Regions from separate parts of the Homo sapiens genome. Here region 2 is linked to region 1. Evidence: chromatin loops called from intact Hi-C (ENCODE). Cell type or tissue: PC-9. All regions are shown on one strand. Each heading gives the region's core, and the rest is flanking DNA. Links, peaks and the distances in the headings are about the cores only. Region 1 overlaps MIDEAS (mitotic deacetylase associated SANT domain protein). Region 2 overlaps DNAL1 (dynein axonemal light chain 1).

Evidence for each region. Peaks named below come from ENCODE experiments on the same cell type or tissue, not always from the same donor. Only the 100,000 strongest peaks of a DNase experiment are listed, where the experiment ranks them.
Region 2: it touches region 1 in a loop (6-fold over the local background); 6 of 110 quality-filtered maps call a loop at or near these places.

What each region holds. Positions count from the first base shown.
Region 1 is chr14:73,722,328-73,725,244 of GRCh38, reverse strand. It overlaps MIDEAS (mitotic deacetylase associated SANT domain protein), which reads left to right. Exons shown (of 13, transcript NM_001367710.1): 10 at 2,398-2,547. Among named protein-coding and RNA genes, the nearest start is that of PNMA1, 9.4 kb to the right of the region's middle. RefSeq lists an enhancer at 237-1,436. In PC-9, for the core only: a CTCF peak has its summit at 1,295; a DNase peak (open chromatin) is centred at 1,064; H3K4me3 peaks cover 1,110 bases; H3K27ac peaks cover 2,500 bases.
Region 2 is chr14:73,661,136-73,664,052 of GRCh38, reverse strand. DNAL1 (dynein axonemal light chain 1) reads right to left here. Exons shown (of 8, transcript NM_031427.4): 4 at 2,011-2,066. Among named protein-coding and RNA genes, the nearest start is that of DNAL1, 18 kb to the right of the region's middle. RefSeq lists a silencer at 1-227. In PC-9, for the core only: a CTCF peak has its summit at 1,496 (motif pointing right); a DNase peak (open chromatin) is centred at 1,402; H3K27ac peaks cover 1,101 bases.

The sequences.
Region 1 (2,917 bases), core at 186-2,685:
TGAGGGCCAGGAGCTGCCTGTGTGACTTTGGGGCTCCCTCTGCCAGTGACCAATCCCTCTTAAAAAGCAGTCAGGTCAATGCTACTGAGTAGCCTCAGAGAGAATTTCCTAAACAATACAAGAAAGAGAAAGATAGGTCTCTTTTCCCTTTTGGTTCTAAGCATCCTTTCCTCACTTCAGGGTAGGGTGGCCAAGCTCTGGGGTCTCAATCCAGAAGGAGGCCTAAGTGGGCATCAGACTTAAAATAGGCAGGAGGAAGATGCGGAGGAGGGTGGCAAGTAGAGGTGAGCCATTCCCCAGAGGAAGATGCAGGGGGAGGGCACCCTGGGGTGAAGGCCACTGAGAGCCAGCAAGTGCCTGCGGAGCTGACCTGGGGGCCTCTGCCCACTTCCTTTGACCCAGAGTTGCCTTCCAGTAACTCAGCTGTTCAAGCCCACATTCCCTAGATTTATCTTGTCCTCTCTCCATATTCTTCTGGAAAAGCAGATGCTTTGCTAATCCAAGGAATTGCATCTTTCCAGCCCTGTCTCACAAAATCTGGGCTGTGGGGAGAGAGAATTGTGTGGACTGCCAAGGGAAAAGAGTTTTTAAAAAGAGCATGCCCTTTCCTCTTGGGATTGTAGATTGTATTGGGAACAGCCCTGGGGACTAGACAAAGTGCTGATGATGAATTCCCCTACAAGGGCCCTGTTGTGAGGAGTCCTTTGCTGTGTTTTAGTAACACGCTATTCCCTGATTGGGCAATACTGACGGGAAGTACACGCCCGTGAAATTCACGGAGGCGCCCCTAATGCCTAATGAAATGAGCAGACCTTTAGTCAGTCAAACAAAGGGTCAGAGAGAATTGACAGTAAATGTGTAAATGGCCTAATTAATACATGTGTGACTTGGCCATTTCTGTGAGATGAAACATGTCTGTTTCCTCCTCAGACACAAAGGGCCCACACTGACCCCTGGCCTCTCTGGACAGGAGCTCCCAGCCCAGCGGTGGCTGAGCAATGTGCGAGCCTGTGTGGTGGTGTCAGAGGAAACAGCCTCTGGGTGTGGGAAAGTTGCCCAAAAACTAAACCCAGTGGCCAAATAGATTTATGCAATGGGAGAGCTAGAATTTCAGAGCTTGAGAGGCAGGTCCCTGGAGATCATCTAGTCTTACTTAACCCCATTTGCTATTTACACATGAAAAAACTGAAATTAGAAAAGTGAGTGACTTGCCTAAGCTCGAATAGCTGTGTGGTAGCAGAGTCAGGAGGAAGACTTAGGCCTTTCGCTTCCTCCTCAGGTTTTCCAGGGCTTTCTTGTGAGTTTCCCTTGAGTTCCTCCCCCGACAGGGGACACTGTGACATTTCTGTATGCTCACTTCTCAGCCACTGCTCCCTGGAGAGAAATGAAATTGTTTGCCTGGATTAATGAAAAGCGTCTGTGTTGCCAGGTCAGGGCTGGCTTTGGATGTAGATGGTGCCCAGACCTTTTCCCTCAACTTTTCAGTTTGAAAAATTTCAAACTTAGAGGAAAATGGAAAGAACAGTAGAATGAACACCCATCCACCCCGGACTTAGATTTAGCAATCGTTAACATTGGCTATATTTGCTTTCTCTTTCTCTATGTCTAAACATAGACACACACATATACAGCTCTCTCTTGTTCTCTGATTCAGCTAATCATTAAAAGTAAGTTACAGTCATCCTGTCACATGACTAAAACCTTTCAGCACGTATCTCCTAAAAACCAAGATATTCTACAAAACCACAGTACCATTAGCACGCCCACGAAATTTAACCTGATAAAATAATTCAGGCCAGGCGAGGTAGCTCACGCCTGTGATTCCAGCACTTTGGGAGGCAGAGGCAGACGGATCACTCCTGAGGCCAGGAGTTTGAGACCAGGCTGGCCAACATGGCAAAACCCCATGTCTACTAAAAATATTTAAAAAAAACTAGCTGGTTGTGGTGGCACACACCTGTAATCCCAGCTACTCAGGAAGCTGAGGCACGAGAATTATTTGAACCTGGGAGGCGGAGGTTGCAGTGAGCCAAAATCGCGTCACTGCACTCCAGCCTGAGTGACAGAGCGAGACTCTGTCTCCAAAAAAAAGAAAAAAAAATACAGTAATGCCCTCTGATATGCAATCCATATTGCCATCTCCCGAGTGGTTCCGACATTGTCCTTTATAGCTTTTTTTATTTATTTACTTATTTTAAATAGTGCTGAAGCATTGATTAATTGATCAGTGGTTTGTTGCAGAGCAGGCATTGGAAAAATGCTTGTATTGCCTGGGTTGGCTGGGTTTCATTTTGGCTTGAAGTTAAGGGAAAGATGCAGGGACGAGAAAGGCTGGATTCTCCACAGGCAGATGAGCCAAACCAGAGGGTTCTGACCTCAGTTTTGACTTCAAACCAGATCCAGACCAAGACCGTGGCCCAGTGCGTGGAGTTCTACTACACCTACAAGAAGCAGGTGAAAATCGGCCGCAATGGGACTCTAACCTTTGGGGATGTGGATACGAGCGATGAGAAGTCGGCCCAGGAAGAGGTTGAAGTGGATATTAAGGTGACTCCTTTTCCAACCTCAGCTGCATAGAGCCTGGGCTGGGTCTGGGACCAGGCCTGAGCTGGGAGCCCGAGCCCGAGCTCTCCAGGAGCCTGCAGAGGGCAGGTTGAGGAAGACAGTGTCCCTGACAGCCGCAAGGAGCCCTGGACCGCTGGGTTCTCCTCTCTATACTGCTGGTGTCATAGTAATAATACATTGTGTTGATACACAGGGTAATTTTCCCACAAGATTCACACCAGCATCATCTTCCTATCTCCGCTTAGCAGACCTCTAACACTGTTTCTCAAACCTCAGTCATTCTTGTATCACCTTTTTGATTTCTGCCATATCTGCATCCTACCATGTGTCGCCATTAGAATTTTTGTCATAT
Region 2 (2,917 bases), core at 207-2,706, 61 kb after region 1:
ATGTACACAGTAGTCTCCCTGGGAACCTGTACAGGGAGGAGAGGGACTTACCTAAAACAAACCCACAATTATACAAAGAAGAGAAGCAGTGCTTTGATGCCTGCCTAGAGATACACCCACAACTACATAGATAAGGGGGAGTTGTGCAGACAGCTTTTCAAATAAGAGAAGTTACTCAAACAGCTACAGAGGTGAGAGGAGTTTCTTATAAAAGTTTTTGAATTCAGCTGTAAAAACAGCAACTCACTTGGGGTTCCCTTTCCACTGCAGAGAGCTTTCTTTTTTCACTCATTAAACTTTCACTGCAACCTCACCCTTTGCATCCACATTCCTTAACTTTCTCAGTCATGAGGCAATGAACTAGGATAACACCTTAGATAATGAGACCAGTGACCCTGACCTGTTTGACTATCACAAAAGTTGTAAGATAGTGTTTTTCAAACTATGGGTCATGAGCCTAAATTAATAGGTTGTGAAATCAATTTAGTGTGTTGTGATCAGCATTTAAAAAAAAAGAAATAAAAATTTAAAAATACATACTGGAACTGGCCAGGCGTGGTGGCTCACGCCTATAATCCCAGCACTTTGGGAGGCTGAGGTGGGTGGATCACTTTAGGTCAGGAGTTTGAGGCCAGCCTGGCCAACATGGTGAAACCCCATCTCCACTAAAAATACAAAAATTAGCCAGGCGTGGCGGTGGGCACCTGTAATCCCAGCTACTCAGGAGACTGAGGCAAGAGAATTGCTTGAACCTAGGAGGCGGAGGTTGTAGTGAGCTGAGATTGCACCACTGAAATCCAGCCTGGGCAACAGAGTGAGACTCCATCTCAAAAAAAAAAAAAAAAAAAAATTACTGGGACCTATGCTATATAAGGGTAAATACTGTCTTGCAAACTTTATTCAAGTTTATATGTACGTATATATTTGATATGCATATTCATATGAATGTATAATACATTCAGATGTATTTCTTACAATGGAAAGTGGTCAAAATGTTTGAAGAACATGACCTAAGGGGAAGATGATGAGGGTCTAAAAAGTTGTAACTCCTGGAAATGGAAAAGCAACACTTTATTTGAGAGCTCCTTCAAAGAGTAGAGTTAACAGGATTTAGTGATAAATTTGCATATAGGGCTTGAAGAGAGACTGTGGTAGGCTAAACAATGGCTCCCCCAAAGATACTTACATTCTAATGCCTGGAACCTGTGAACGTTACCTTATATGGCAAAAAAAAAAAAAAAAAAAGTACTTTGCAGATATGATTAAGGATCTTGAGAGACAGGGAGATTATCCTCAAGATCAGGGTGTGCCCTAATGCAATCACATGTATCCTCATAAGAGGGAGGCAGACAGAGATTTGACACAGAAGGAGAAGCCAGTGTGACTACTGGCAGAGACTGGAGTGATGAGTCACAAGCCAAGGAATGCAGCAGCCACCAGAAGCTGGAAGAGGCTAGAAAAAGATTCTCCTCCAGCCTCCAGAGGGAGCATGGCTTGATTTTCACCAGATGAAACTGATTTCAGACTTCTGGTCTCCAGAACCATAAGAGAATATATATCCATCATTTTAAGCCATCAAGTTACAGCAGCCGTAGGAAACTAATACAGAGTCAGAGGCCTTGGCAACTGGGAGGGAGGCAATGTCATTAACGAGGATAAGGAGCACAGGAAAAACAGGGATGATGAATTAAAATTTAAATATAACAAGTTTGAAATACAGACAATACAAATCTGAACAAAGAAATACACAATTAAAAATCTGATATTCTATTTAAGACATCTCAATTCTAACTCTATAAAAGCTTTTAAATGTCTTTAAAACGTTCAGAGCTCATGCTATCTCTATTTTTCTTTGGATAATCAAACTTAAGACATAGTTTATGTATTCTATTATCTGACAACAAGTATGGCTAAAACAGGTGCCAGCTTCTGGAATTACATATTGTCTCCGGAATGTTTATTAAAATAACTAGGAAATCCATGAACCATCTGTTACTGTGAATCACTTACTTAAGCCATTCAGGTTGGCAATTTTTTCAATGCAGTTTGTAGACAGTGAAAGCTTCCTTTAAAAGAACAAAGAAAAAATTTAATGTGAAAAATGTAAATGGTAAATCAGAAATTATTCCTTAACACTAGTGCCCATAAAAGATAATATTTAAGTAATATTTTCCCCACTCAATCATAGCATTTATTACTTCATTTTGAAATCATTGTTTTTCTCTGATTACCTAAGTTTAACACTCATTAAAAATTTGAAAAAATCTTCTTGAGGGCAATATGGTATTAACAATTTTTTTTTCTTCTTAAGACAGAGTCTCACTCTGCCACCCAAGCTGGAGTGCAGTGGCACCATTTCAGTTCACTGCAACTTCCACCTCCCCGGTTCAAGCAATTCTCCTGCCTCAGCCACCCAAGTAGCTGGGATTACAGGTGCCTGCTACCATGCCTGGCTAATTTTTGTATTTTCAGTGGAGACAGGGTTTCACCATGTTGGCCAAGCTGGTCTTGAACTCCTGACCTCAAGTGATCCACTTGCTTCGGCCTCCCAAAGTGCTGGGATTAGAGGTGTGAGCCACCACACCTGGCCCTGGTATTATGAAATTTTTTAATGCATACATTTCTTGACCAAGTTTTTCACTTCTAGAAATACATCCTACTGAAATATTAATATAAATGCCAAAAGATATATGAACTAGATTATATGTATTACTGGAATAGCAGAAAAATTGAAAAAATCTATAAACACCTGTTAACTTAGGAACAGATAGTGAAATACTAAGCTGCCACTAAAACAAAGGAGATAGGGCTACAGATACCGACTTGGGAAGATGTCTATGATACATAGTTTAAAAACCATCTAGCAGAACAATATATATATTTTTTTTTTAGACAGAGTCTCGCTCTGTGGCCCAGG